Regions from separate parts of the Homo sapiens genome. Here region 2 is linked to region 1. Evidence: read pairs that join two places in POLR2A ChIA-PET (ENCODE). Cell type or tissue: OCI-LY7. All regions are shown on one strand. Each heading gives the region's core, and the rest is flanking DNA. Links, peaks and the distances in the headings are about the cores only.

Region 1 (16,179 bases), core at 4,991-12,990:
CATTCTGCAAAATAGAAGGAGAGCTTTTACCGAGAAATGGTGGAACAGTGGGTAAGGTAGAAACAAAGAAAACAGAACAAGAGGGAAGAAAAAGTGGATTGGCTATTGTCATGTCACTTCAGGTTGCTTTTTCATAAAGTTAAAGCAAAGCAGACTTCCTTATTACACGGACTCAGGCAGACTGAATCTCCTGTTTTCAGGAAAACTGGTCTGTTTGGAGATCTACCTGCTTCCTTGAAGTTTCAAGTTTGATCATGTGGCACATAGGATGAGTGACTCCACTTTGGTTTGCTCAGGTCTGCTGGAGCCTAGTGCAGGAGCTCAGTCCAAAACAATGACTGCTCATAATTTCTGTTTAACACAACTAAATACAACATGTGGATTCCTTTGCTATACAGGACATTAGTAAGGGAACTTCTGAAATATGAATAATGTCTATAGGTCATAGTATTGTATTGTTATTTTTCTGATTTGGGTAATTGTACTGTGGCTGTGGAAGAGAAATGTTCTTGGTTTTAGGACATATGTACTGTAATCAGTTCAGTTAGTTTTCTACAAATTAAACTATAAGCTAATTCCAATCAAACAGCAATCCCAATCAAAATCCCAGGAGGGTTTTTTGGTGTGGAAATTGTTAACCTGATCCTAAAATGCATATGGAACTGATAAGGACGTGGAATAATCAAAACACCTGTGAAAAACAATACCACCAACAAAGTTTGAAGACTAACAGTATCTGATTTCAAGAATTATTATAAAGCTATAATAATCAAAACAACAGGGTACTGGCATCAAGATAGATGAACAGATCAATGGCACAGACTAGAGAGTCTAGAAATAAACCCATGCATATATGGGCAATTGATATTTGATAAAGGCACAAGGGCAATGCAGTAGAGAGCAGATAGTGATCTACCAAAAAAGAGCTGGAACCATTGGATTATATATATGCAGAAAAATGGATTTAGACACTGTACCACACACAAAAATTAACCCTAAATAGATCATAGATCTATATGGAAAACCTAAAACTATTAACACTGGTAGGAGAAAATATAGAAGAAAATTTTTGTGACCTTGGATTAAGCAAAGAACTTTTTTTTTTGAGACGGAGTTTTTTGATCTTGTCACCCAGGTGCTGGAGTGCAATGGCACGATCTCAGCTCACTGCAACCTCCACCTCCCGGGTTCAAGCAATTCTCCTGCCTCAGCCTCCCAAGTAGCTGAGACTACAGGCACCCGCCACCATGCCTAGCTAATTTTTATATTTTTAGTAGAGGCAGGGTGTCCCCATGTTGGCCAGGCTGGTGTTGAACTCCTGACCTCAGGTGATTCACCTGCCTCGGCCTCTCAAAGTGCTGGGATTACAGGCATGAGCCAGCACACCCAGCCAGATTAAGCAAAGATTTTAAAGATACGACACCCAACACAATCTATTAAAAAAATGGATACAATTAACTTCATCAAAATTAAAACTTCTGCTCTTCAAAAGACATTGTTAAGAGATTGAAAGGATAATCCATAGACTGAAAGAAAAATCTATACAAAGCTCATCGCTGATAAATGACTTTATATCTAGAATACACAAGAACTCTCAAAACTCAGCAATAGGAAAACAAGCAATCCAATAAAAACCAGGCAAAAGATTTAAACAGATACTTCAACAAGGAATAGAGATGGCAACTAAGCACATGAAAAGATGCTCACGGTCATTAGTCACTGAGGAAATGCAAATTAAAGCCACATCGAGACACCACTACACACTTATTAAAACTGCAAAAATTGGGACTCAGCAACATTCTCTTGGCTCCTGGTGGTCAGTGGGGGAAGTATGTGGGCAAGTCGGCACTCATCATCCAGTTAATCCAGTCCTTTTTTCTAATGGGTTATGACCCAATCACTTAAGATTCCTATGCAAAGCAGTGTGTGACAGATAACACAGCAGGCTGGCTAGATATTTTAGATAAAGCAGAACAAGAAGAGTTTGGTTGGAGCCATGAGACAACAGAATATCAAAACTGGTGAGGGCTTCCTGTTGGTCTTTTGAGTCACAGGTCAAGGCAGTTTTGGAAAAAATCTATACATTTCAAAGACAGATTCTCAGAGTAAAGGATTATGATGAGTTTCCAATGATTTTATTTGGCAATAAAGCAGATCTGGATCATTAAAGACAAGAAACACAGGAAGGACACAGTTAGTACGGCAACTTAAGGCAGCATACCCAGAAGGCATTAGCAAAGATTAGAATGAATGTAGATTAAGCTTTCCATTAACTTGTCCAAGTTATAAGGAAATTTCAAGAGCAGTAACTTCCTTCTTCACCAGAATCGACACGGAAAGAAAAAGACAAGAAAGGCTGCTACTGTGTCATTTTCTAGAATCCTTTGAGTTTTAGCTATCAGCCTCCAGGAAAAGCCCTCATCTTCTTTTTCTCTCCTTATAGTTTACATCTCATTAGTACCTTTCTAGCCTTAGACAAATGATCATCACGTTAGCCTTAGACCTAGAAGCTGGTAAGTCCTTCCCATGAAGCTAATATAACAGTCATTTCCAGACAAATTTAAAGGAAATGCCAAGGCTGCTTCAAAATTTCTGATTTCATTAAAATATATATGCCAGGCGTGGTAGCTTTTTAGTAGAGTCAGGGTTTCACCGTGTTAGCCAGGATGGTCTTGATCTCCTGATCTCGTGATCCACCCACCTCGGCCTCCCAAAGTGCTGGGATTACAGGTGTGAGCCATTGTGCCCAGCCAATAAGTATTTTTATATGTTTATGAGCAAATATACTTCACAACATACCTTGTAAATATGTAAAGATAAGTATTTAATTCTCATTGTTCACTTTTAACTGACAAAACATAAAAAGTGGAAACTATAGAAGCTGTGGTAGAACTTTTACTTGCTGGTCTGGTTTTGGTTGTACCCACCTTTGGCCAGTCACATATCTGCTCAAGAAACCTTCCCAATAGAGTACAACAGGATGAGACTCTGAAATCATTTTCAGTATTCCCTACTAGATATTGACTGTTATATCTCAAGTATGAAGTGTAAAACTTTAGTTGACAATTAGTATAATTGTGGATGGCTTCTGACTTTGTTTTTTAATTCTGTGGATTGTGTTTAAACAATTCAAAAGCATGTTCCTGATTTTTAGATACTAAAGTACAAAGTTGTCACTTTATTGAATGTGTACAAAAATCCCATGAAGTTTATAGAGCATACCCTTATATAGCTTCAAGTGCTAGAATTAAAATTGATCAGTATCACAAGAAAAAAATTGCAAAAATTAAAAAGACTACATCAAGTGATGGTAAGGACATGGAGCAATTAGAGCTCTCATGCCCTGCCAGTGAGAATGTAAAATGATATAATACTTTGGAAGAAACTTTGGTGGTTTCTGGAAAAGTTAAACCTGCAACTGTCATATAATCAAGGCATTACATTCTTGGTTTACCTATGAATAAAGAAAGTATATGTTCATACAAATATCTGTAGGTGAAAGTTCACAGTGGTATTATTCATAATAGCTATGAGCCAAATATTCATCAATAGATGGCTGGACAATTTGCAATATATCCATGCAAGAGGATGCTGCTTAGAAACAAAAAGCAATGAACTATTGATATATATGAGAAACCGTCTCAAAATAATTACACTGAGTGAAAGAAGCCAGACAAAAAGAGAGTATATATGATGTGATTCCATTTATACAAAACTCTAGAAAATGCAAACTAATCTGTGGTGACAGATCAGATCAGATCAGATCAGGCACAGTGTGGCTCACACCTGTAATCCCAGCATTTTAAGAGGTCAAGGTGGGAGGATCCCTTGAGCCAAGGGGTTCAAGACCAACCTAGACAACATAGAGAGACCCCGTCTGTATTTAAAAAAAAAAAAAAAGGAGATCAGTGGTTGCTTGGGAAGGGGGGTTGGGGGCCAGAGAAGGAGGGCTTACTGTTTGATTTTATTACTAAATGAAACATTTTGCTACTTTAAAATATATTCCAAGTACTAATAGCTTAAACTCACTTTCCTGGTGATGGGAAGAAAAATGCATTCTGGGATTTTGATTTAGAGATCTTAAAACATCATTAATAAAACATCTCTCGTCACCACTGGAAGTAACTATTGTATCAACTCCTTACTTGAAACTTGATAATTAAATGGAAAGAAGAGTATTTATCCTTTATTTCCTGTAAGAATTGAATTGTAGGGTAGTCAAATGGTGCTACATGATGAGACAAAATTTTTAACTGCAGAAATTCTAGCTAATAAATGAAGAATAAATGATAGAATAAGAAAATTACCCTTTGGGAGGCCGAGGCAGGCAGATCACAAGGTCAGGAGACCGAGACCATCCTGGCTAACACGGTGAAACCCCGTCTCTACTAAAAATACAAAAAATCAGCCGGGCGTGGTGGTGGGCGCCTGTAGTCCCAGATACTCAGGAGGCTGAGGCAGGAGAATGGCATGAACCCGGGAGGCGGAGCTTGCAGTGAGCCGAGATCGCGCCACTGCACTCCAGCCTGGGCGACAGAGTGAGACTCCGTCTCAAAAAAAAAAAAAAAAGAAAAAGAAAATTACCATTTTGCAGTTTCAAATAAAACAGGTAATTCGGGCAAGCATCATGACTTAAATCACTAGATGAAAGATTGCAGCATGCCAGTCATCACCTCGGATTACTTCCTTCCTAGACCCACTGACCAATTGTAGACACAAATAATGAGACAAGCAGACACTCTGTGCATCCTGATGTGATGTAACATGAAGTGCACAGCAACACCTGGGAAGAAGTCTTGCCCAGAAGGTTTCATCTAAATCTAATCAAGCATTTAGCTCTAACTTCCATCTTTTAAAAGAAATACAAGGGATAGAGGAACAAGTTAACCCTGCAAAGAAGCAGACAAACTCACAAAGTGAGACATCCTGCAGGACCCATGTCAAATGGTTTCATCAAGGTTTCACTGACAAGAAAACAAAGGGGAGACACTGTTCTACCTGAAAGACATAAAAACCAAATATAATGCATGGGTCTTATTTGGATTTGGGCTCAAAGAAATTGCTAGTAAAAGTGTATTTTGTCTGGGTGCAGTGGCTAGCGCCTGTAATCCCGTTACTTTGGGAGGCTGAGGCAGGAGGATCACTTGAGCCTGGGAGTTTGAGACCAGCCAGGGCAACATAAGGAGGCCCCATTTCTACCAAAAAGAAAAAAGAACAAGAAAAAAGGTGTAGTTTTGGTACAATTTAGGATATCTGAACTTGTTTTACATGATTTTAAGTAATTTTTGTTAACTATGCTAGGTATGACAAGAGTACTATGGTTACACACAAAATACTTATTTTTAAAATATGCAAACTAAAGTATTTAGTATTAAAATATCTTAATGTGTGAATTCACTAGACACGAAGGAAACAACAGACACTGTGGCCTACATGAGGGTGGAGGGTGGAGGATGAGGAGGAAAAGCTACCTACTGGGTACTATGCCAATTATTGTGGTGATGAAATAATCTGTACAATCCCCATGATGATCAATTTACCTACATAACAAACCTGCACATGTACTCCTGAACCTAAAACTTAAAAAAAAATTATACAAAAAAAGTGATTTGTTTTAAAATATTTTTGCAAAATAATGGATAAAACATATATGGCAAATTATTAAATAATTATAAACCTAGGTCATGGGTATATGGGAATTCATACTCTTCTCTCTAGTTTCTGTATGTTTGAAATTTCCCACAATATAATTTCCAAGATATATAATACAAAATATGCTCCTGCTAACACTAATGTCAAATGTGTGAAACAAAAACATTGAGGTGAATTGGATCTAGAACCACTGTAGTTTGATTCAAATTAGACACAGGTCATTGAGCATCTGCCATGTCCTCGTCACTAATCCACTCACATGCGGTCACATGTGTCTCGACTTTCCACTACTGGGCCATGTGATCTTGAGTAACTCACTTTATCTCCTAGTTCCTTCATTGGTAAAATGAGGGTAACGGGTAGTCCTCCCTCACCAGGTTGCTGTGAGGATTACATGAGTTAATACTCTAGGGATCTGGTGGGTGCATAATTCCTATTCTGGGTGATAGACCAGAAACAGCCATTCAACAAGTATTTGTGTATATCTCAAGTATTTGTGTATATCTCAAGTATTCGTGTATATCTTCCATGGGCCAGACATATACTGTGTGTTTCCTCACTAAGCTTGTAGACTAAGACAGCCATAGAGAACTTTCTGAAGTCACCACAGCCATACACAGATACAAGCAATGATAAGTGCCATGAAAGAAAAGAACAGTGGCTATCAGAGATGTGTTGAATGATCGGTTAGGAAGTCGGACTCCAAGTTCAGGCCATTTAAGAGAGCAGTTTAGTGGTTAAAGCAGACACTTTGGGCAGAATACTTGGGTTTGAAACCAGCTCTACCACGTCCTGCTAGCTGCATCGCCTTGAGCAATTTACTTCATCTCTTAGTTCCCTCATCTGTACCAGGAGTGTAGGAATAGTCCTTACCTCACAGGGATGTTGTGAAGATTGCTAGTTAATCGTGGATGTTGCTTAGAACAGCACCTGGCACATACCAAGCGCTAGATAAGGTCGTGTGTTGTTATCTCCATGGTGCTTTGATCCAGAGCAACCCTGCCTCACGGTGTAGTCTGTGAGGACTTAATGAGTTAACACTTTGAATTACATTTTTTTTTTTTTTTGGTAAATTCTACCTAGCAGCACAGGAGAGTCACTCGGAGAGTTCTTAAGAGGAAAAAGGAAAAAAAAAAAGGTGTACAGACTTCATTCTGAAACAAATGACTTAGAAATTCCAGGGATGAGCCGGGCGCGGTGGCTCACGCCTGTAATCCCAGCACTTTGGGAGGCTGAGACAGGCGGATCACCTGAGATTGGGAGTTCGAGACCACCCTGACCAACATGGAGAAACCCCGTCTCTACTAAAAAGACAAAATTAGCCAGATGTGGTGGCACATGCCTGTAACCCCAGCTACTCGGCAGGCTGAGGCAGAAGAATTACTTGAACCCGGGAGGCGGAGGTTGTGGTGAGCCGAGATGGCGCCACTGCACTCCAGCGTGGGCAACAAGAGTGAAACTCCGTCTCAAAGATAATAATAATAATAATAATAATAATAATAATAATAAACAAATTCCAGGATGGAGCCTGGGCATCTGCACTTTTTAGAAGCTTCTCCAGTGATTCTCATCTAGAGCCAGGGTTGAGAACCACTGATTCAGGCTTTCGAAATGTAAAAGCAGTTTTAAAAGTGTAAAACTCTCCAATGCAATGGGCTTATTACTATTATTACCACCCCAACGCTGTACAATCCATGATCTTACAGCATACACATGATCTTAGTCTTCAGAAGAGTTTATGTTTCAATAGAAGGGTCTCCCCCAAATTCCTCCCTCCTCCCACATCACCCCTATTTACTTCAAGAGCAGAACAAATATGAAGGAAAAAACAAAAAACAAAAAGAAAAACCACCCACGTTTTTGCCCCATCTAATGATTCGGCTCGTGTATGTTTCATGGGCTCAACTTGGGAACCAACTGGAACACACACGCTACTGAGTCAAACTATTTCCAGAGAGAAACCGCTCAACCAAATGCAATGAGTGGTGCAGCCTTCTTTACAGAAAGGTACTGCTATGCATCCAGGAAATCTCCAAAACGGGAAAGGGAACACTGCTCTTTGTCAGGAGGGTGGGGAGACAAAGAGGGAGAAGGAACAAGGTTTTAACTACTGAGGCATTACTTTGCCATCTATGAATCAACAGTTCGAGAAACGAGTTTGCCAACTTTTGAGGGGTTAAAGTGCTCATGCGTTCGATGGGGTCATGGTTACATTTTGGTAGATACAGTCGCCAAAAGTCATCGAGCTGTATCCGTATAACTGCGCCTTTTATTGTAGGCAAGGTGCACCTCAATTTAAAAAAGTAACGCAGGAGAAAATAAAATTAAACAGTCGTTAGCGATGAGGTTCTCGTGAGGAAACCAGAGTCCACGTTAGCTCCAAATGCCCTCTTTGACCTGCCTGCTCTGGCCGACAGGGGAACGAGGGTTGGAAGGTTCTATGCAGGTCCTGGAATCCGGACCGTCCCGAGGGAGGATATGGAGCCCAAGCCCCGCGGCCCGGGGGGCGGGGTCCTTACCGAGCAGCAGGTATTTCAGGACCCACTGCAGCACGGCCACCGTCTGCAGCCGCCGCGCCAGCTGGATGTTGAGCGGTGCAAACTCTACCTTCATGGCCTGGCCGGGCGAGGACGGCGCCAGCCACTGCAGCCTGCACCCACGCTGCTCTGCGGCGCCTGTGGGAAGTGCCCGGCCGGATCCGGGCCCCGCGCTGGGCACTGGCTGGGCGGAGAGGAAAAGGCAGAGGCTAGGCAGCGAGCGGGGACCCAACTGCGCCCTGGGTGGGAGGGCGCGCTGGGCTGAGGCTGGGGGCAGCCAATCACAAGCGCCGGGCGCCAGAGCTGGCCCAGCGCCCTGGCCCCGGAGCAGCTACAGCGGCCCGGGCGCATTGGCTGGCGCGCCGGGCGTTGGCGAGAGTGCGCCGCGTGGGACACGAGGGACGGGGAGAGGGGTCAACTGGCAGCCAGCCCGAGCCGGGCAGCGCGGGCTCCTGCCGCCTGGCTGAGGACCTGGGATCTCCACCAGGATCTGACCATTGTTCAGCTGATCGATCACCCAGCGCTTGCCTTCAGCATCCCACCCCTTCATTCGAACCCTCGGTGATTGGGGAAGGGTTAGTTTGAGGAATCGCACACCAGCTGGAGAGATGAGCGAGACTTGTTTCTTAGTTTATTGATCTGTGTCCCCCCGCAACCTCCAATTTCCCCGCGGATGGGGAAGGGGACCTGGCTTCCTCACTCTTGGGTCCTCAGTTCCCTACAGGAGCTCCGGGAATCTTTCACCCATTCATTCATTCAACCCACATTTATTGAGCACTTGCCACTTGCTGAGCACCATCCGGGCGCTTGGATAACCAAGCTGTCAAGCGCATCCGTGTGAAGAGACCACCAACAGGCATTGTGTGAGCAACAAGGCTGTTTATTCACTTAGGTGCAAGTCAGCTGAGTCCGAAAAAGAGTCAGCGAAGGGAGATGGGGAAGGGGTTGCTTTATAGGAGTTGTCTAGGTAATGGAAAATTACAGTAGAAGGTGGTTATCTATTGTTAGCAGAGGAAGGGGTCACAAGGTACAGGGTGGGGAGATCATAAGACTCATTGTCCAGAAGAAGAATGTCACAAAGTCGATTGATCGGCTAAGGTAGGGCAGGGACAAGTCACAATGGTAAAATGTTGTAATGTTGGTTAATCAGTTAAGGCAGGAACTGGCTGTTTTACTTCTTTGCGTTTTTTTTGGCTGCTCCAGGCTTCTTGGCTCCTGCAGGCCACCTGGATGTGTACATGCAGGTCACAGAGGTTATAATGGCTGAGCTTTGGCTCAGAGGCCTGACACAAGCTATTCATTGTCTTGTTCTCAGAGTACAGGGGGAAACAGACATAAGCAAAACAACTACACAATTTGGTGTATAATTACAAGTAAGACCCTACTGTGAATGACTAGAAGATTCCAAAACCAAGACTGCTGCACGGTCAGGGAAGTGTCTGAAGAAGTGCCCTTACTTGAGCTGTAGCCAAATCTAGTTAACCCAGGAGTCATCCGGGCAAAGGGAAGCACATATGCAAAGGTCCTGTGGCTGAACTCCAAGAAGAGCTCAAAGAGTGAGAGCTTGGGGGACAAGGGTGAGATTGGGGTGACATCAGGCAAAAATGGTGGGCAAGGTCCAGACCCTTGCAGACTGAGTTAGGGTTCAAGTTTGAACCCCAAGAGCAGTACAAGACACTGAAGGGTTTCAATTACGATGTGCTAAATGGATGGCTAGATTCTAAATAGTGCCTAGTCCTTGGGAGCAACCACTGCACTTTATTTATAAATATTAATTACCACATAGTTGAAAAACTCAAAATGATGAGCAGCTGTCAAGTCATTGCTGAAGAGGACTTGGAACAGGGCAAAACAATATAGTTGGCCCTCCTTTCTCCCCCATCCTATGCCCTTTTCTCCTTCAACATTTTAATACAAAGGGAGTTGGATTAAAACAAATACCAGGGCCACTTGGAGGAGTTGTTTGTGATTTTTTGTATGCAAAACTTGTTTGGGTTTCTTTTTCCTCCTACTTAAGGAGTCACTTTCTTCTTTCCTTTTAGATTTCTTCCTTGAATCTTCCCCCAGTGCTAGGTGGGGACACTACGAACACACCCTATGTCAGGCACTCTGCAGAGACCTCACAGGCGTAATCTCAAAAACCCTACAAAGTACGCATTCACTTCAACTTTGCAGCTGAGGAAATTAGGGCTTAAAGTCACACAGCTGGTAAATGGCAGAATAGAGAAGATTCAAATTTCTATAAAACCTGGAGAGGCGAGTCATCCCTTCATCAACTGAACCAAACATAGAACAAACATTTATGGAGTGCCTGCATTGCCTTGGGCATTGTCCTTGGTACTGATGACACAAACGTGAATTAAGATGAGGTCTCTGTGCCTTTGAGAATTTACACACATTTACTTATTGACTATTTGTGGAAAGCTTTCTATGTATTAGGCACTGGGTAGGGAAAGGAGATGAGTTACAATGGTGAATAAGAAAAGTCTTTGTCCTGCTGCAGCTCACAGTCTAGTGGGAGAAACAGAAAATACCTACCTATGTAGACAACCAAATGTGTGACAGTGCCCTGAAGGAAACACATAGGCTGATACAGAATAATGGGCACCTATTTAGAACAGATTGGAGGTAGCAAGAGTGGAAGTAGGCATATCCCCTAAGAAGGCTATTGTAGGATGATTGTAGAGGATGTGGAAGCTTGGGAAAATATAGACTTGAGATATGCATGGGACATATAAATGGTAGGACTCTTTGATTCATTGGATTTCGAATCTGTCGGTAAAGAAGAGCAAAACACCGAGAACTCCTGATCCTGATCACTTGGAGTTTGCTTGCTTAGTAATGTATTTGTTACTTTCCCAGAACACTAAGCTGATAGATAAGAACTGTCATATCCTGTCACAGCCATCACAGCCAACTGAAACAAAGCATGGACTCACCAGCACTCAGTCAATGCAACAGTCCATCACCATTTTAATCAACAATTAAATTATTTGCTCATCCTTTTGACATTCAACATGTATTTATTTGTTTACATATTGTGTGCCAAGTTACTTGAGTTAAGTGATCACTGGATTTACATAGTGGGAAAGTTTTAATTCATCAAGCTATTCAAAACAATTCTAAATGAACCTAAGATTCCAGAGCCTAACTGCTATACTAGGCTGTTTCTCAAATAATATAAGGAAGAAAGGGAGTGTTGTCACAACAGAGGAACAAGTCATTGAAGGGTAAGTAGAAGAGTGCTGATGACTGAACCTGTCATTTGGGTTGAGGTGTAGTTATCCATTCAGTCAACAAATATTTTAGCAAATGATTAAAGAAAAATACATTTGGCAGAAGTGTCAGCTTTGTTCCTATGGGCCTGGAATTGGCTAAATATGAGTGAATAATACATATATATGTTTACAATAATTCAATGAAAATGTACCAAGCACCACAGCTGTGGCAAGTCCTGGGGAAGGAACCAACACAGTCCCTTTGAAGATCTGGGATTCCACTGATGGGTATGGTTCCTCTTTCTACTTCTCAACTCTGATGAAGAAATAAGGTCACAGGCCAGATTGTCTCAACAATTATGAAAGGCTACTCTTGGAATTGAGAAATAAGAAATCATTTCCTTGTTCTAATTATTTCTTCCTGTGCACTTTACTATAACTAACATCTACTAGTAGAAAGGTGACAATGTCTTTCTATAACATGACGTTTTACTGTAACTTAAGTAAAAATGTTCTCATTGTTAGGTTAAAAAGGAAATAGTATTCTGTTAGTATTCTGTCTAGACAGAGTCCTTACAGGGGATAGTTTAGGGCAAAGGTCATGGTTCTGATTTTCATAAGATGCATTAATCATAAAAGTAAGTATTCTCTCTCTCTCTCACGCGTGCGCGCACAGACACACACACACACACACACACACACACACACACACAAACACACAACACTGAGAGCGGCCAGCTCTGGTTAAAGTAAAATAGAAGGCCATCACTATGGTAGTTTCAATGGAATGTGCTTTAAGAAGTTCTATTTTCAAGGCTCTTTTGAACAAAGTTTAAGAAATTTGCTGTGGTCCCTCTACATTCTTATTGTCTTCTCAATTAACTATTTGATCAATCTGACAAGGCTCGGGTATGTTTGCTCTGGGGAAAGTTGCAGGAACCTTGCCTGAGAAGGTGAGGCTTTGTAGCCCCACGGTTACCATCCAAGGTTTCCTTTCCTCCATATTTTCTTATTGCTACAAGTACACACAAGGTCTCAGACCCCATGTACCATTCCTGCCTTCCTTCCTTTCACATTTTCCTTCGAAAACTCCATTCATAGAAGTTCAAGTGTTGTCTCTCCGTTAGTTAATTTATGTTAATATGTGACATTTTCTCTACAAAATATGTGCTTCTCTAATTGCTCCTTTTGTGTGTTTGTCTGTTTTTTGAGACAGTCTTGCTCTGCTGCCCAGGCTGGAGTGCAGTGGGGCGATCTTGGTTCACTGCAACCTCTGCCTCCCAGGTTCAAGCGATTCTCATGCCTCAGCCTCCCAGAGAAGCTGGGACTACAGGTGCGCACCACCATGCCCGGCTAATTTTTTGTATTTTTAGTAGAGATGGGGTTTCACCATGTTGTTGCCCAGTCTGGTCTGAAACTCCTGAGCTCAGGCAATCCACCTGCCTCAGCCTCCCAAAGTGCTAAGATTACATGCGTAAACCACTGTGCCCAGCCCCTAATTGCTCTTTTAAATTGTTGTAACACTATGACTGATTACTGTTAGAAATTATGAGGATAATGACTAGTATTTATTAAATATCCTTTCTCTTCCCATGACCCTCACCCACACCTTCATTTGCATTTGCCCTGGGACAGTAATTGGAGGTCCAGCAACACACTCAAGGTAGGAACAAGAAGAAAGGGATTCGGAAGGTTTACTGCAACTGTCCTGAACCCAAGGCAATCTTATAAAAGAGGCAGTCAGCAACTCCAACAACAGTGCCCTTGGGGACACGACAAAGCAGTTTCCATTACTTAGCTCCAGTTTCCAAGAAGATCCAGGCTATGGTCTGAATGTTTGTTTTTTCCCCAAGTCCCCCAAAATTTACATTAGGTGAAATCCTAACCACCAAGGTAATGGTATTAAGAGGTGTGGCCTTTGGGGAGTGATTATATCATGACAGCTCCTCCCTCATGAATGGACTTAGTGCCCTTATAAAAGATGTTGAAGGGAGCTCTTTTGCTCCTTCTGCCATAGGAGGACCCAGCAACAAGTCAGCTGTTGCAACTCAAAAGAGGGCCCTCACCAGAACCTGACCATGCCAGCACCCTGATCTTGAACTTCCCAGCCTCTAGAACTGTGAGAAATAAATTGTGGTTGTTTATAAGCCACCCAGTATATGATATGTTGCTATAGTAGCCTGAATGGACAAAGACAGTCCAATCCAGTGGATGTTTTGTTTTGCTTCAACACATGCCATCTTCCCAGTCCTGACTGCTATCATTTCTCCTCTGCATTATTGCAACCTCCTAACTGATCTTCTTGCTGTGAGTTTTACCCTCCAAACCACTACTCCTTATCCCCTTTCCACAACGTGCCCAGTGTGATCTTTTCCATTACTTTTCAAACATCGTTTAAAATCTTTGAATTTCTTCACAATTGCTGTCAAGATAAAGTCCAAATTCTTTAATATGGTTTTGGACTCTGCATTATAGGTCATCTACATCTCACTTCTTGAGTCTCAGCTATAACTTTCCAATACTCGCAAGCTAAGCTTTAATAATTCTGAACTTAATTTGTTGTTGAACAGTCAAGTTTCAGGAGGAAGAGACACATGGGTCTCAAGAACAACCAGTCAGTTTGATGTGTCTAGGCCCTCTCTCTCTCTGTCTTCTCTCTTGCTGTGAGAGTCATTTTACCTTGCTGGAGATTAATTTTCTCCATGGGGTGGGAAACATGGCCACTAATGGCCCTACACTTGTACATTACAGCTTCCGCCTTTAAATCAAATGGACTTAAGTTCCCTATGGTCCCAAGTCCAAAATCCAGCTGGCATCAGGCGTCAACTTCTGTATCAATTCATTCAAATGAGATACAGGGTCCCATTGCTGTAACATGGTGGCTGTCAAATTTGCCCTTGTAGCAGAGAAAGAAAATTCTGGGCAGATGATGCCAAGCTTCTGCAATCAAAACCAATCAGAAGGGAGAAATGAGTGAGGAGGAGTTAAGTTGACTTCAGTATTTCCAATTTGGATAACTCAGTGGATGGTGGTGACATTGAAAAGGAAAGGCAGACATGGGAAAAAATGAATCTTGGGGAAACTTCAGTTTTTGACATGTTGAGTATGAGATGCCAGCATGTTGGACAGCCAGGTGCAGATGTTCAGAAGCTGGTAAGAAATATGTACAGAAGAGGCCAGGCACGGTGGCTCACGCCTGTAATCCCAGCACTTTGGGAGGCTGAGGCAGGCGGATCACGAGGTCAGGAGATCGAGACCATCCTGGCTAACACGGTGAAACTCTGTCTCTACTAAAAATACAAAAAAAAATTAGCTGGGCGTGGTGGCAGGCACCTGTAGTCCCAGCTACTTGGGAGGCTGAGGTAGGAGAGTGGCGTGAACCCGGGAGGTGGAGGTTGCAGTGAGCCAAGATAGCGCCACTGCACTCCAGCCCAGGAGACAGAGTGATACTCCATCCCCAAAAAAAAAAAAAAAAAAAAAAAAGAAATATGTACAAAAGAGAGATAAAGGCTGAAGATAGGAAGGGAGCCGTCTGTGTTTAGGTGGTAGTGGAGGCTGCAGACCTCACTCCAGGAGAAGATTTCTAAGCACGTAACTCTGGATAGCACCCCACATAGAAGGAAGGGAAAGTGCAGTGTAGGAGGTAGAGGAGGCCGCAACAGAGTTAATATTTATTCAGTGTTCATGATAGGCCAAACCCTACACGAACTATTTCTCTTAAAATTCTCACAACCATCACATGGTATACCTACAAGGTAGGTATTGTTGTTATCTTCACATTACAGATGAGGAACTGAGGCTCATCAGTATTGTGTCATTGGTCCAAGGTCTCAGTGAACAGTAGATCCAGGATTTAAATCTGTGACTGATAGAACTCAATACTATGTTGTATTGCTTTTGCCTATCGCATAGTGACAGTAGAAAAATCCAAGGAGCTAATCAGGAGCCTGGAGTCAGGAAAACTAAGGAAGGAGAATATCAGGAACGAGGGAATTGTCAATACTATAAAATGTGTAATGAGTTTATTTGAAAAATCCAATTTAGGCCGGGTGCGGTGGCTCACGCCTGTAATCCCAGGACTTTGGGAGGCCGAGGTGGGTGGATCACGAGGCCAGGAGATCGACACCATCCTGGCTAACATGGTGAAACCCTGTCTCTACTAAAAATACAAAAAACATTACTTGGGCATGGTGGCGAGCGCCTATAGTTCCAGCTACTCAGGAGGCTGAGGCAGGAGAATGGCTTGAACCTGGGAGGCGGAGCTTGCAGTGAGCCGAGATCGCACCACTGCACTCCAGCCTGGGCAACAAAGCGAGACTCCATCTCCAAAAAAAAAAAAAAAAAAAAAAAAAAATCCAATTTAAAATGACCATCGTTTTGACAAATTCCTTAGTGCTGATCAAACTGATTCTTGTGAGGTCTTTCAGACCTTCTTGATTCTAGATGGATCTAGCAATAGAAACCCAAAAAGATGTACGGACTTTGGTTATGTCCTAAAAGTTTCAGAGTAATCTACAGAGAGATTGGAGTGCACCCAGGAAATTTATAGGAAAGGCATATAAGATTATGGATAGAACAGAACCAGTTTTGGATATGCAGCAAGTAAAAGCAAGGCCAGTTACAGTAAACTGTATCATCCATTACCTGTATTGAAAGCCCTGCCTCACCCTCTGGGAGATAGCAGCTCAAGTTTTACTAAACTTCACACCAGAAAGAGGTCATAGTCTCAGATCACTTGGGTAATTTATACTGAAGGTAATATACTGGGTAAT
Region 2 (16,179 bases), core at 3,724-11,723, 70 kb before region 1:
CAATTAAGTATTCTAAAATAAAATTACAAAGAAGGGTAAGGGCTGAGAACGGAAAGAAACAGAATGATCAAAGACAGAGTTGGCAGTGTTAGGAAATCACCACACTGCCCTTGCTAAAATATATGATATTCTAGAATGCTTAAGAGTTTCAAAAAGACAAGAAATATCTAATTTTAAGAGTTTGGTGTTGATAGTGGGGGAGGCTGAGCATGTAGGGGACAGGAGATATATGGGGACACTCTACTTTCTGCTCAGTTTTTCTGTGGGCCTAAAACAAATGTAAGAACATAAAGCAGTCAGGCATGGTGGCTCACACCTGTAATCCCAGTACTTTGGGAAGGCTGAGGCAGCAGGATCATTTGAGCCCAGGAGTTCCAGACCAGCCTGGGCAACATGGTGAGCCCTTGTCTCTGCAACAAATTTAAAAATTAGCCAGCTATAGTGGCTCATGCCTATAGTCTCAGCTACTTGGGAGGCTGAAGTGAGAGGATCACTTGAGCTCAGGAATTTAAGGCATCAGTGAGTTGTGATCAAGCCACTGCACTCCAGCCTGGGAGACAGAACGAGACCTCGTCTCAAAATAAAATAAAATAAAGCCTATTTAAAAGAGGGTGGGAAAAGCAGTTTGGCTCAGGTAGAAAGCCCAATTATAAACATAGAATGCTGCAATGACCACCATGTTATTGTGTGAAACTGATTTTTTTTCTTGTATTTAGTCATAATGAGACTGAGTTGAAAAAAAGGGCGGCTGGGGGCGGTTTCCAGGAAATACAACAGCTTCAAAAGAGATGGACATAGAGGCAAAGCTTAAAGTAAGAATCGCAATTAGCAAGTCAATAAAGGCTTGGAGGTCAGCTTGTGTTGCTGTTGTTTTACCAGACTTAGAGGTTGCAGGATCTGCAGGATCTTTTTTACTTTGGTGGCTGTGAAAAAGTCAATCTGGGTATGATTTCCAGTGCCTGGATTCCTATCTTAGGGTTCTCCAAAGGCACAGAACTAATGGAATAGTTAGTTTATATTTTTAGCAGAGGCAGGGTTTTAGCATGTTGGCCAGGCTGGTCTCAAACTCCTGACCTCGTGATCCGCCCGCCTCGGCCTCCCAAAGTGCTGGGATTACAGGTCTGAGCCACTGCGCCTGGCTGGTAAATCTGTGTTTTAATATGAACATTCTCGAGGTTTAATAGGCCTAAATAAAACATAGCTTCAGGTCTGTGGGCTGCCACTTCGTGACTTCGGCTTAGAATAATTTTAAAATTGTATTGGGCAGTGGAGATAAAAGTGCTGCAGGCTACAAAGGAAACAGACACATATATGCAGGAGTGAAGGTATAAGGTAAAGTGCTATAATAAAGGCAAGTTCAAGGTTGATGGCATAGGGGAACTAGGAATTTGCAGAAGATCAAACTCTTGGTTCCTCTCGTCTTTGCAATATGTATCAGACATTTATTTGAAACTTGAATGTGTATGGGCATGACACATGTCTACAACATTAGTACAAAAGTGTCCCAGTACAATAAGCCTATAGTTACGTCCTGTTTCCTATTATAAAAGCATTCATCTTGGCTGCTGACTGTTGACTTCTTTTTTTAAAAAAAAAAGCAAATTGGACTTTACCAGTGGTTCTCTACCAGGGATGATTTTGGCACATTTGGCAATGTCTGGAGACATTTTTGGTTATCATATCTGTGGGTAGCAGGAAGATGCCACTGGTATCTAGTGGTTAGTGGCCAGGGATGCTGCTATACATCCTAAAGTGCCCAAGACAGCCCCACCATCAAGAGTTACGTGGCCCAAAATGTCAACAGTGCCAGAGATGAAAGACCCTGACCCAGGGGTTTACAATCATACCCTATAGCCAAATACTAGATATTGCAATTCAATCTGCTTTCAGATGTACCATGACCGAGAATTGTTTATCTCTCTCCTTTCTTCAGCAGTGCCAGGCTAGCCAGGTCTCCTCTCTGTGTTATGCAGGGACAATCTGCTTTCGTTGCTATCACTCCCAAACGGGCACACACAAAATCAACTCACAGAGCAGTGGAACAAGTGAGCTCCTGTTTAACAGGATTCAGGCTCCATGTGTTCTCTACTATTCTTCTTATTATTACTTAATCATGTCCTTGAGATCTCACCCTCCCAGCTCAAGTAACTTAGCAAAATATTTCTTTCCAGTAAATAATGAGCTTTCTCAAAAGGAATTCTGGTGTAAAACATTATCGTTAACTGGTTGTTTCAAGTGATTGTGGTAAACTTTGAAGTTGTATTTGTCAGACAAAAATCTAGCACATCAGTGGACCTTTGTAATGAAACTGATATGAAATTCTGATTTTATCATTTAGAAATGTAGGAAGTTTAATACCTCAAAAGTATTGTAAGAATTGAAACGGCAGCACATGCAAATACGTATCAGATTAAAGCTAACAAACGTGCTATTTTTCCCTGTTTCTCAAAAACAATGCAGTGTTTTGTGAAGCTGGCCTAGTTTTTCTTATGGCTCTTTGTCAATTTTAGACTAAGTAGAGTTGTGTTAAAGGGGATGTGGGAGGAAATAGAAGCCGTATGTGTGCACTTGTGTCTGTGTGTTTGTGTGTGTGTGTGGGGAGGGGGGCGGTCCACTGCATGGGTGTATGGATGGTGGTACTAAGAGGAGGTGAATTCTGCTACCTCAATGGCTGACAACACTGAAAACATTGGGAAAACCCCATCTGGATATACAGTTCATATAATATAGCTTTTAAAAAGTATCTACAATTTCAAATTCAAATGAAGGGCGAAGGAATTCAGCTTGGTGTAGGTTCAGTGAACTGGCCTGAAGGACTGTAATTCCCATCTGAATTCTCATCCCAGCTTTATTCCTGATGGTCCTACCATCCCTCCTTATCTTGTGGCTCTCAGCCAATGAATATGTGCTTTTCAAGTCAAGATCAGATTCCCCGCTCCTTACCTATGAGGATGGAAACCCATATAATTTCCTGTGTCTGTGTTAAACAATACTGGGATAGGAAATATTGTCCTGATGTTAAATAATAAGCAAATCCATCTTATCTACTTGCTCCAGGAAGTAAATGCTTGCTCCTGGAGGATAAGATTAGAGATGAGCAGAGGCTGGGAGAGAGGGAGAAATGGGAAATGCCTGCTTAATGGTTACAGAGTTTCTGCTTAGTATAATGAAAAGGTTTTGGATATAGTGATGATGGCTGCACAACAATGTGAATGTAATTAATGCTACTGTATTGTACACTTAAGAATGGTTAAGATGAGGCCAGGCACAATGGCTCTTGCCTGTAATCCCAGCACTTTGGGAGGCCAAGGTGGGAGGATCACAAGGTCAGGAGATCGAGACCATCCTATCCTGGCTAACATGGTGAAACCCCGTCTCTACTAAAAATACAAAAATTAGCTGGGTGTGGTGGCATGCACCTGTAGTCCCAGCTACTTGGGAGGTTGAGGCAAGAGAACCGCCTGAACCCGGGAGGCAGAAGTTGCAGTGAGCCGAGATCATACCACTGCACTCCAGCCTGGGCGACAGAGGGAGACTCCATCTCAAAAAAAAAAAAAAAAAAAAAAGGTTAAGATGGTAAATTTTATGTTCTGTGTATTTCACCACAATTTTTTTTAAAAAAGCCTGGAGACTTTGCTGTTCTACTATCTTTTCTTTCTTCCTCCTACCCCATAGTCCTGCATGACAGAGTTTAGGGAAAGGAGAACACAGATCTCCTGAACCCAAATGTTTTCAGAAAACCAGGCCAGTAACATAAATAAGTGAAACCAGCCAAATGGTCTGCTTTAGGGAATAGGAGGAACTGGGGTAAACGGGAGAGCGTGAGCCCTTTCTAAACAGGCCCACTCACGGATCATCTCCTGACACTTATTGCCATGCAGAAATGCAGGCCCCAGCGTTGCCAGGCCTTCTCGTTTTACTTTAAAAAAAAAAAAATTTTTTTTTTTTTTTTTTTTTTTTTTTTTTTTTTTGAGATGAGTCGCCGAGGCTGAAGTGCAGTGGCGCAATCTCGGCTCACCGCAACCTCCGCCTCCTGGGTTCAAGCAATTCTCCTGCCTCAGCCTCCCAAGTTGCTGGGATTACAGGCGCCTGCCACCCCGCCCAGCTAATTTTTATATTTTTAGTAGAGATGGGGTTTCACCATGTTGGCCAGGCTGGTTTCGAATTCCTGACCTCAAGTGATCTGCCTGCCTCAGCCTCACAAAGTGCTGGGATTACAAGCGTGACCCCCGCACCCGGTCTTAAAAAAACTTATTTTAGATTTGTGAGTACATGTGGGTTTGTTGTACAGATTATTTCATCACCCAGGAATTAAGCCCAGTACCCAATAGTTATGTTTTCTACTCCTGTCCCTCCTCCCACCCTCATTTTTAAATAGACACTAGAAATCAGGATTTTTACGAGAAATTTTTTATTTTAAGCCTGTGTGCCTTCTAGAACTCGGGGCAGATGTAGATGGAGGCCATCTGTTTGCGTTTCCTGGTCTTCTGCTGATCTGCTGACCTGACCCCAAGCTTGCAGCTGGCATTGTTGTCAACACTAGAAGGTGGTCCAAGATAGGAGAGCATATTTTTCTGGACTTAATGTATAATTAGCATAAAGGTTGCTAAACAGGATGATGGGTAACTCCATATATATATTACATATATCTATGGACTATATATGGACTCTACTTAGTAGTCCTCATTTTTATTTTCCCAAAGGCTTTGTTGATACAATTGTCAGATAAGGTCTTGTCTCATGCCCTTCCTGTGATGCCGCGTGGTGTGTGTACGAGAGCAAGAGAGAAAGGAAGTCTGAGGCTGGAGCGAAGAAAAGGAAGTGGCGTGTTTGGTTGGAAGCCGGGAGAATGCCCCCAATCACTGCTTTCAGAGTCTAAATGGCAAAGAAGGATCTTGACTTATTTCCTGTGTTATAACTTCTTAGCCTCTGTGAATAGCCCACCACCAGCTCAGCCGCCCTGATTGTGTGTGTCTTGATGCCAATGGACTCTGCTGCAGGATGGCATCAGCTGCTCTGAGGGCATTCCCCAGGGCAGAGGAATTGCTTTTCCTCTCTTCTACCAAGAGGCATACTAGGAATTGCTGCAATATTGACATGTGACTACATTAGGCACAAAAAGTGAAATTTTAAATCACTGAACGTTAGAAGCTTCAGAACGAAAGGTGGAGGGAGAAAGTGGAAGGGAGGACATGGAGTTGGTCGCTTTTTTTTTTTTTTTTTTTGAGACAGGTTCTCTGTTGCACAGGTTGGAGTGCAGTGACATGATCATGACTCACTGCAGCATCCACCTCCTGGGCTCAAGCAATCCTCCTGCCTCAGCCTCCAGAGTAGCTGGGACCACAGGATTGTGCCACTATGCCCAGCTAATTTTTTCATTATTTGTAGAGACAGGATCTCACTATGTTGCCCAGGCTAGTCTCAAACTCTTGGGCTCAAGTAACCTCCTGCCTTGGTTTCCCAAAGTGCTGTGATTATAGGCATGAGCTACTGCCCCTGGCTGAGCCCAGGAGTTTGAGGTTACAGTGACTTGATTGCACTACTGCACTCCAGTCTGTCTGATAGACTGACACCCTGTTTCAATAATAATAATAATAGGCTGGGCGCAGTGGCTCACACCTGTAATCCCAGCACTTTGGGAGGTCAAGGGGAGTGGATCACTTGAGGTTAGGAGTTCGATACCAGCCTGGATAACATGGTGAAATGCCATCTCCACTAAAAACACAAAAATTAGCCAGGCATGGTGGCCAGTACCTGTAATCCCAGCTACTCGGCAGACTGAGGCAGGAGAATCGCTTGAACCCTGGGGCGGAGGTTGCAGTGAGTAAATATCGCGCCATCGCACTCCAGCCTGGGCGACGGAGTAAGACTCCACCTCAACTAACTAACTAAATAATAATGAAATATTCTGTTGTAGGAGTGGGGTTAGCAAAGATGATGCCTTATTGTAATATCTTTTGTTTCCTTAAAATTAACTTCAAAATAGAATAAAATTGTTTATGAGTTCGCAGCCACGTGTATAAAAGTTGATATATGCCAGGCATGGCATATATCACACCCGTAACCCAGCACTTTGGGAGGCCAAGGTGGGTGGATCACGAGGTCAAGAGTTCATGGCCAAGAGACCAGCATGGTCAACAATGGTGAATCTCCATCTCTACTAAAAATACAAAAATTGGCCAGGTGTGGTGCCACACGCCTGTAATCCCAGCTACTCGGGAGGCTGAGGCAGGACAATTGCTTGAACCTAGGAGGCGGAGGTTGCAGTGAGCCAAGATCATGCCATTGCACTCCAGCCTGGGCAACTGAGTGAGACTCCAACTCAAAAAAAAAAAAAAAAAAAGGTGGTATATGCGCGTGCGTGTGTATGTATGAGTGGTGGCTAAAAGTGGAGGAAAATTTTTCACTACATACTCTTTAATATTTAAATTTTGAATGTTAAAAATATAACATCTACTCCAAATATAAAATAAAATAAATATACAAGTTCAATAAGGCTTGTTATGTTTGATTGTTTATTGGTTACTATTTTGCATTATGATTTCATAAAGAAAATATTCCTACAACATAAATTTCTGGAAATGCAAAAAATAAAAAAATTCAGCCAAAGTTTTTTCTCTTTAATTTTTAACTTTTTATTTTGATATAATTTTAGACTTACAGGAAAGTTGTAATAAAAAGTTCAGAATTCCCACATATCCTTTACCCAGTTTCCCTTATGTCAACATTGTACATAAATAGTACAATTACCAGTACCAGGAAGTAAACACTGGTACCATATTACTACACTAGACAGACTTTTTAGCCAAAGTATTAACCTTGAAGCCCAAGTAAGCATTTAGAAATTTATTTGCTGACTGCTAAAAAAAAAAAAAAAAAAAAAAAAAAAAAGCCCAGAACTAAAAAGTTGGCCAGAAAGTTTCTTTTTATTTTTTTGTTGAGACAGTGTCTAGCTCTGTCACCCAGGCTGGAGTGCAGTGGTGCAATCTTGGCTCACTGCAACTTCCGCCTCCTAGGTTCAAGCAATTCTCCTCCCTCAGCATCCAGAGTAGCTGGGATTACAGGTGCCTGCCACTACGCCCAGCTAATTTTTGTATTTTTAGTAGAGACAGGGTTTCACCGTGTTGGCCAGGCTAGTCTCAAACTCCTGACCTCAGGTGATCTGATCACCTCCGCCTCCCAAAGTGCTGGGATTACAGGCGTGAGCCACTGTGCCCGGCCTGAAAGTTTCTAAGATAGTCTTTGACTGTAGTGCCTAAAGAAAATTCTTCAATTGTCTACAATGGGAGAAGGGATCACTTAAGGTTGTCAGTTGTACCATCTTTCTTGTTTCCCACTTTGCTAAGTAAGTGTTAATTTTCATGATTCCGCATCCATTTCTCACCATATGCACCGCCTTTGATTTAAATCTGCAGTTTGTTTCCATCCAAGCCCAGACCAGGTGGTGATGTACCTTATCTTCACCATCCCCTCCCCCACTCTTCTTTTTGTGACTTTTTAATTTGAGCTTTATCAGGATTTCGGCTTTTTTTTTTTTTTTTGGAGGCAGGGTCTCACTCTGTTGCCCAGGCTGGAGTGCGGTGGCGTGATCACGGCTCACTGCAGCCTGGACATCACAGGCTCAAGTGATCCTCCCACCTCATCCTCCCAGGTAGCTGGGACCACAGCAATTCCACTCCTAGCTATGTACCAAAGAGAATTGAAAAGAAATATTCACAGAAAAATTTGTACATGAATATTCATAGCAACGTTATTCATAATTACCAAAAAGTGGAAGCAGCTCAGATGCCCATCAGCCGATGAATAGGTAAACAAAATGTGGTACATTTACACAATGGAATCTTATTCAGTCATAAAAAGGAATGAGGGACTCATCATGCTGCAACATGGATGAACCTTGAAAACATGAGGAGCCTCAGGACCGATGCTTCTGCTTCCTACCAAGACTCACCTGGTTCTCCAGCTCCCACACAGCCTTCCGAGTCAATACTGCCTGGCCTTAGTCTCTGAAAAATAAATATTTGATAAAATATTGGTACTGGATTCATGTGCTGCTCCTGGAGAAATTTACCTGCAATGTGAAATTCTGTAGGCATCATGGTACAGTGGGATGGTGTGATGGTGAGTCAGGGAGGAAGATAAGGAAACCTGAGTGCAATAGTTTGGATGTTTGATCTCTCCAAATCTCATGTTGAAATTTGATTCCCAGTGTTGGAGGTGGGGTCTAATGGGAGGTGTTTGGGTCATGGGGCAGATCCCTCATGAATAGATGATTGCCCTCCCTGTGTGTGGGCGGGGCAGTGAGTGAGTTCTCACTCTATTCGTTCTCACCAGAGCTGGTTGTTAAAATGAGCCTGGTGCCTGCCCCATCTCTTGCTTCCTCTCTGGCCATGTGGTTTCCACACACACCAGCTCCCCTTCACCTTCCGCTATGAGTGGGGAAGCTCCGTAAAATCCTCACCAGAAGTAGATGCTGGCACCATGCTTCTTATACAGCCTGCAGAACCATCAGCCAAATAAACCTCTTTTCTTTCTTTTTTTTTTCTTATTGTTTTTTGAGACAGATCTTGCTCTGTCACCCAGGCTGGAGTGCAGTGGCACAATCTTGGCTCACTGCAACCTCTGCCTCCTGGGGTTCAAGTGATTCTCATGCCTCAGCCACTCAAGTAGCTGGGATTACAGGCATGTGCCACCATGCCTGGCTAATTTTTGTATTTTTAGTGGAGATGGAGTTTCACCATGTTGGCCAGACTGGTCTTGAACTCCTGGCTTCAAGTGATCCACCTGTCTCGGCCTCCCAAAGTGCTAGGATTACAGGTGTAAGCCACTGTGCCAGGCCAACCTCTTTTCTTTATAAATTACCCAGCCTCAGATATTCCTTTACAGCAACACAAAAACAGACCAAGATACTGAGTATCTGCAGAACTGTCACTACTAAGCTGGGTGGCCTTGGCCAAATCACTCAACTGCTCTAGGTCTCATTTTCCTGAAACACAAGAGAATGAGTCTACATGCACATTTCTTAATATTGTTGGCATCAAGGACAGCTTTGAAAATCTGATGAAATAAATCTATAGACTCATCTGCTCAGAAAAATGCATATTGTGCCTAAATATTGAAACCACCTTTGCAAAATTGTGACTGAGACAGTGAAAGAGGTCCAATTTAAACGACTCCATCTTGCCTCTAACCTCCAAGCTGTCCTTGTTCATTCCTGGACATAAGCTGAACTAATTTTGGGAGGAACTTAGTTTATAGTTTAAAACAAAGAGAGGATAATAGCCCTTTCCCGTAACAAACTTCCTTCTTGCCTGGGGACTAAACTACTAACATTCGCCACAAGATTAGAAATTATGGTTTACTAGTCACATAGCTGGGCACTACAAGATTCTGACCCTCCCTAAACTGCTCCTAAGATCAGTTTAGGGATGTTTTGCAGACTCTACCCTTGATGTATCAACCAGCACCACCCAGATCAAGAAACCAACCCATCTGACCTTGTGACCCCCCCACCCAGGAAATGACTCAGCACAAGAAGACAGGGACGCCCCATGATTTCACCTTTGACCCAACCAATCAGCACTCCCCAACTCACTGCCCCTCCCCTCCCACCAAATTGTCTTTAAAAACTTTGATCCCCAAATGTTGGGGGAGATTGATTTGAGTAATAATAAAACTCCAGTCTCCTGCTCAGCCGGCTCTGCATTAATTATCCTTTCTCTATTGTGATTCCCGTCTTGAGAAATCGGCTCTGTGTAGGCAGTGGGTAAGGTGAACCCATTGGGCGGTATTTTTTGTATATCTGAAAGGGACAAAACTATGAAAATATAGGTGACAAACATTACTCATCTTTTCACATTCTGAAGAAGATACTGTATTTGCTCTACTTTCCTCAGGATCTTTGTTAAACAGATCAGGAACTTGTAGAGAGGAGAACTGGACGTAACAAGAGAGGCTGGATTGATTTACCTAAGAAAGGTCAGGGCGCTGATGTAGAAGGTAAGAATAGATCTGGGGTAGATAAAATGGACTTCATCAAAATTACAAAAGTGAAAAACAACCCATGGAAAGAGAGAAAATATTCACACGTCATTTATCTGACAACGGACTTGTGTCCAGACTATGTGAAGAGCTCTTACTAACTCAACAATTAAAAGACAAATAACTAAATTTAAAAATAGGCAAAGAATTTGAAAAGACATATCCCCAGTGAAGGTAGCCAAAAAGCTCATGAAAAGATATTCAGTCTCATTAGTCTGATTTGCCGTTAGGGAAATGCAAATCAAAACCCACAATGAGATACCACTTTACATCAACTAGGATGGCTAGTATAAAAAAGATAGACAATAACAAGTGTTGGTAAGAATGTAGAGAATTAGAACCCTCACACATTGCTAGTGGGAATGTAAAAGTGATTCAGCTACCCTGGAAAATAATTTGTCAGTTCCTGAAAAAGCTAAACATGACCTAGCAATTCCACTCCTAGCTATGTACCAAAGAGAACTGAAAAGAAATATTCACAGAAACATTTGTACATGAATATTCATAGCAATGTTATTCATAATTACCAAAAAGTGGAAGCAGCTCAGATGCCCATCAGCCGAGGAATGGGTAAACAAAATGTGGTACATTTACACAATGGAATCTTATTCAGTCATAAAAAGGAATGAGGGACTCATATCATGCTGCAACATGGATGAACCTTGAAAACATGATGCTAAAGGAAAGAAGCCAAGCATAAAAGGTTGTATTATTTCATTTATGTAAAATGCCAAGAACAGGGAAATCTATAGAGACAGACAGTAGATTAGTGGTTGCCTGAGGCTGGAAGGATGGAACAATGGGGATGCACTGCTAATGGGCACAGGTTTCTTTATGGGGTGATGAAAACGTTCTGGAATTGGTGATGGTTGCACAGTCTTGTGACTATACTAAAAATCACTGATTTGTAGCCTTTGAAAAGTTAAATTTTAAGGTACATAAATTATATCTCAACAAAAAGAATAGATTTGGGGGCACAGAGGAGAGAGGAAATGAAGATGACAAGGTCCCAGCATAAAGAGTTTTGGGAAGAATGAGAAAAGGCAGCTCAAGATATCTCTGCCTTGATGTGTGAAATGTGGGAGAGATGGGTGGGTAAAGAGGATTTTTAGGAAGCTTGATGTATATTTGGAAGATATTCCCACCTCCTTTCGTTACTTATTCTAGAAACTCCAGAAATTACATAGTTTAAAAAGGATTGTGGAATTGGATGTGTGAGTTTGTGGAATGTGATATTGAACTGGGACTTCCTTGGCTTACACATTCATTCAGTCAGCAAATGTTTATTGAGCATCTACTGAACGTCAGGTCCTGTTCTGTGAACCGTGGGATGCAGCGGTGAATAGGACAGAATGAAGTGTTACCCTCCTGGAACTCATAGTCACGGTGCGGAGCTCTGGCACAGACTTGATGACAAAAGTGAATACATGAGAATTTCAGGTGGTGACAAGTGCTACTAATAAAAAGAAGGTTGAGAAAACCAATAATGAATGACAAGATTCTGAGGGCTACATTTGGGGGAGTTCATGGGTACTTAAAGCCTATAGATTTAGAGACCTTAGATTTAGAATCTTGGATGAGACAATCTCTAAATATCCCTTTTATCTAGAAAAAAAACCCCTGTAACTCATGGATCAGACATGAAAGATGTAAAAGTGACATCTCCAAATTAAAAATAGCTAATATAAAATGTGAGTAATTTGAAAACTGCCAATTTGGAATTTATGCTAATGTAAAGAGGGGCTGGGCTGAGATTTAGTTTTATATTTATCCATAAAAAAGATTTGGCAAAATAAACAATGTTAAAGTCCAACCGCTTAACTAACTCCCTCAGTCAACTCACAGGCATTTCCTGAGGGTCTCCTGTGTCCAAGGAACTGAGATGACACCAAGAGGAGGCACTTGGCAGATGCTAAAACTGGAAGGACCTTGGGTGATGATGTAATAACGACTTCAATCCCTTCACTGTGCAGAGGAGGAAACTGATATTCAGAAGCCCAAGGGATGTGGCCAAGTTTCCACAGTTTGCTAATCACAGAGCTGGGATTACAGTTCAGGTGCCCTAATTCCAGGTTCAGTCAGAAGCATTAATTTGGAAATAATTGTCATGTTAATGGAAGATTGTCTATTTACTAAACCAAGGACCTAGCATCCCCTCTGAAACAGCATATTACTTCTAATTTCTGCTTCTACCCATTAATAATAATGAAACAGTATTTTGTTCATTTTTCCCCCTATTTATTCAGGTTCTTTATGAAACAATACATCACTTCTTAATTCTATTTTATCAGTTAGCAGTAATGATTGGCTGATTTTTTTCTTGCATTCAGCATGATATTCAGAAGCATTAGGAGTAGGAACATCATTTAGATACAGCCCCTGACTTCAAAAAGCTAAAAATCCAGAAGAGAAAATAAGACATGTTCACACATCATTATAATGTAGGGTAGATCTTGATGCCACCATGAGAGAGCCACCATTGACACCAGGTTCCCGAGGAGCCAGGTCACCTCTGCTTGGGTGAAGGGGAAAGCAGGAAAATGTATTCTGACTTTACAAAGCTTTAGAGAAATAAAGTCTGGAGTTCATTAAAAACTGTTCAAATCTTTGGGCAAGGAAAAGCATATAAGCTGCAAGGGAAAAATAAGCAATTTCCTTAAAGCCCCCCAAACAATCATTGTTTAACCACAAGGCACATTTTTTAAATTGGATACTGAGATTTTTAGAAGACTTAAGCAATACTCTGGGCAAATATCTATAACTGCACTCAAGTTGACATCCATTACACCTACACTTAGACTAATGTTAAAACACTTTAAAAAATTCAGTTCCCTCTAAACTGATACCTTTTGCTGTCATGGTTTCAGTTGCAGCTATAATTGTGTAAGGATCTGCTGAAATGACAGCGTTACATGTTTTTAATGAGGCTTGATGGTTTGTGATAGAATAAATACTTCAACATAAAACCAAATTCAATTTTATTAAGTTATAACTTACATACAGTAAAGTGAGGGGGTTTTTTTGGTTTTGATTTTGGTTTTTTGTTTGTTTTAAGACAGGATCTCACTCTGTGACCCAGGCTGGAGTGCAGAGGTATGGTCACAGCTCCCTGCAGCCTCAGGCATCTGGGCTCAAGTGATCCTCCTGCCTCAGCCTCATGAGTAGCTGGAACCACAGACACACACACACACACATGCCTGGCAATTTTTTACAGAGATAGAGTCTATGTTGCCCAGGCTGGTCTTTTTCTTTTTCTACTTCTTTTTCTTTTTTTTTTTTTTTTTTTTTGAGACAGAGTCTCACTCTGTCACCCAGGCTGGAGTGCGGTGGCACGATCTCGGCTCACTGCAACCTCCACCTCCTGGGTTCAAGTGGTTCTCCTGCCTCAGCTTCCTGAGTAGCTGGGATTGCAGGCGCACACCACCATGCCAGGCTAATTTTTGTATTTTTAGTACAGACTGTCTTGAACTCCTTAGACCTGGGCTGAGTAGCTCACACCTATAGTCCCAGCCTCCCAAAGCGCTGGGATTACAGATATGAGTTACTTAGCCCAGCTCTAAGTGTGTTTTGATGAATGGAACACTTTCTGTTGTGATCCTCACAGTTAGCTATTAGCACACTAAAGAGCTGCAAAACTGAACAGAGAGAAGCTGTCTAGGAATCAGTAATAATAGAAACCAAACATTTCAGCACATCCTGTGTGCTCAGGCAGTAGAGTTTGCTATTTACATGAATAACCTCAACTACTTCTTTCATTCCTACAGAAAAGGCACTTTTATAATCCCTACTTTACAGATGGAGAACCTCCAGCTTGGAGAGAAGTTTCTTGGCCAGGGTCACACATCCAGGAAGCGGCTTCCAAACTGGACTCTCCCTGAGCCAGCTCTACTAACTTGGGGGAGAATTTCGTCCCTTTCTTGCCTCTGTCACTAACTGGTTTTGTGATTTGGGGAAATGGATTCATCCTGGAGAAGGCTGGACTAACCCTCTGGTCCCCAGATGCCTCTAGTTCTCTTCCAGATCCCCACCATCCTGGTTCACAAGTGGAAATAAAACATTCTGACCAGTAGTAGCCCCAGGGCTGAAAGTCTCAGACAAACAGCTCTGGAAGTTAAAGAAACAAGCAGAAATGCCACATATGCTGGGACATAGCCCAGATTGCTCCCACGCAAACTCTTCCTTCTTTTTCCCACCCTGAGCAGCTGGCACAGTGGCCAGTACAATGCCATCGAGCAAAGTTCAGGAGGCTAAAGAAACACATGGTGAGGAAGTACATTCGGCCCCAGGCCAGCAGAACAATGTGGCCTCTATCTTCTGTTCTGGCTTCTCTGGTCTTGTCACATCTTCACAAACCATGAACAAAGAGATTTGAGTTGGCTGAGCCACCCTCGTTCTCCTGGCTTACATCACATCACCCCATTCGCTTCCTCCTCCCGCCACCCCCTCTCAGCAATGAAAGTCGACCATTGTCAGGTACGCTCAGAGGAAAGTGTATAATGAGAATGGGGAGCTGGGAATAATAAGGATGCTTATTCTCTGCAGCAGGAGAGTGAGTCTGGAGCCCTAGTTCCAAATTCTGACTCTGCTACCAAATGGCTGTACGGATTGGGGCGCTGAGATTTAAATCTCAATTTCTGCATTTGGAAGATGAGATTAATAATAACTTCAGAATGCTTCTGTGAAAACCAAGAGAGAGAGAATGCACATAAATGCCATAAGTAAATCCCAGAGTATGGCTTCCTGGCATATTTGACTTGACAGCACTGTGAGGAAAGGATTAGATTTGCACAGTGATTTGGGTAAACAGGTAAAGAGGCCCAGAGGGAGTTTTCACTGCTCTGGGACTCTGGTAGCCCTAGAGACTCCTGCTACTCCAGTCCTCTCTTGCTAACCCCCAGGATTGAGGGGTCAAAAATTCATCGCACTTGCAACATCTGTGTGTCAAGGCACACCTCTTCAGGGGCTCCATTATAAACTGTCTTACAAAAGTATGAATTGAATGGAATGATCACATTGATGTGAGTAAATCATTTTACCTCCCTTCACTCAATACTGCCTAATCACTGAGACCACGATATCATTTGTAAAAATAACCCAATGGCATATTCGGACCAATGGTGAGAGTAGGGATGCTTTTGGTTGCAAACATCAGAAAACCAGATTGATCTTGGCTATATTGCTCTTGCATAACAGGGACACCTAAGTTAGTTACTGGTGTTTGTTTGGGATATATCGATGCCAGGGTTTTGGACTGTTGTCTTCATAACTCCTTTGGAATTGCCCTCATGGTTTGCTAAGATGACCACAGACAGCTCCAAAATGATATCATCACACTGTTCAAAAGCAGGATGCAGAATCTTTCTCCTTGTGCACTAACCTCCCATCAGGCAGGAGGAAACATCTAGAAGCCCCTAAGCAGACTCCCTTATATCTCATTGGCCAAAACTAGGTCACATGGGCATTCTTGGCTGAGAGGAAGACAGAGAAAGCAAGTATCCAACTCGTTTAATGGGACACCAGCTGGGGGGATGGGAGGGGGTTTTCTGAGGAGTCAATTACTAGTGTTTGACTAAAGCTATGCAAAGTATTTCTGTTATAACTTAAAAAGAAAAGTCTCATTTCCAGATATTATCCAAACAAACTGACTTCCTATTATTCAAGTATATAAACAAAATTTTAAAAACCAGAGGATCTGCAGTTTCTACAACACCTGCCAACCCTCTACAGACATTTGGCAGCTTGGCCTATAACAGTTTGCTCAGATTTCTTAAAATAGGAATTCCCACTTTCCCCCAGGAAAGTTCCAGGATTCTTTCAAATGTCTCAGGTCTTAAGTCCAAGTTTCCTTTAAATTGCCTTTTCGCCCTAGTGCTTCGACAGTAATCTCACACTGATCACGTCATATAGAGGCTTCTACTACATTTATATCTCAACATCTTCTTGGAAGATAGTCTTTAAAATATGAAGTAGTATTTTTTGTTATTTTAAAGTATAAAATGTCAATATTAAAACCAATAAAAATATTAAAATATATTTTAACATCATCATGGGCATGGATGAATCAATCAAACAGTCCTAGCTTATAATGAAAACCAGCAGTCTTCTGCCTCACCTTCCAATCCTGCTTCCAGCGTCAGT

What was found. Peaks named below come from ENCODE experiments on the same cell type or tissue, not always from the same donor. Only the 100,000 strongest peaks of a DNase experiment are listed, where the experiment ranks them.
Region 2: POLR2A ChIA-PET joins it to region 1 with 10 read pairs; 3 of 35 experiments call an interaction of 5 or more read pairs at or near these places.

The regions. Positions count from the first base shown.
Region 1 is chr2:222,663,872-222,680,050 of GRCh38, reverse strand. MOGAT1 (monoacylglycerol O-acyltransferase 1) reads right to left here and starts at 8,393. Exons shown (of 6, transcript NM_058165.3): 1 at 8,172-8,393. The coding sequence starts at 8,265. LOC124907985 (a long non-coding RNA gene) reads right to left here. Exons shown (of 2, transcript XR_007088095.1): 2 at 9,049-9,415. It also overlaps the pseudogene RRAS2P2. In OCI-LY7, for the core only: no CTCF peak of the experiment used is centred there; no DNase peak of the experiment used is centred there.
Region 2 is chr2:222,732,304-222,748,482 of GRCh38, reverse strand. LOC105373903 (a long non-coding RNA gene) reads right to left here and starts at 8,520. Exons shown (of 4, transcript XR_001739904.2): 1 at 7,952-8,520. RefSeq lists a silencer at 14,099-14,393. In OCI-LY7, for the core only: no CTCF peak of the experiment used is centred there; no DNase peak of the experiment used is centred there.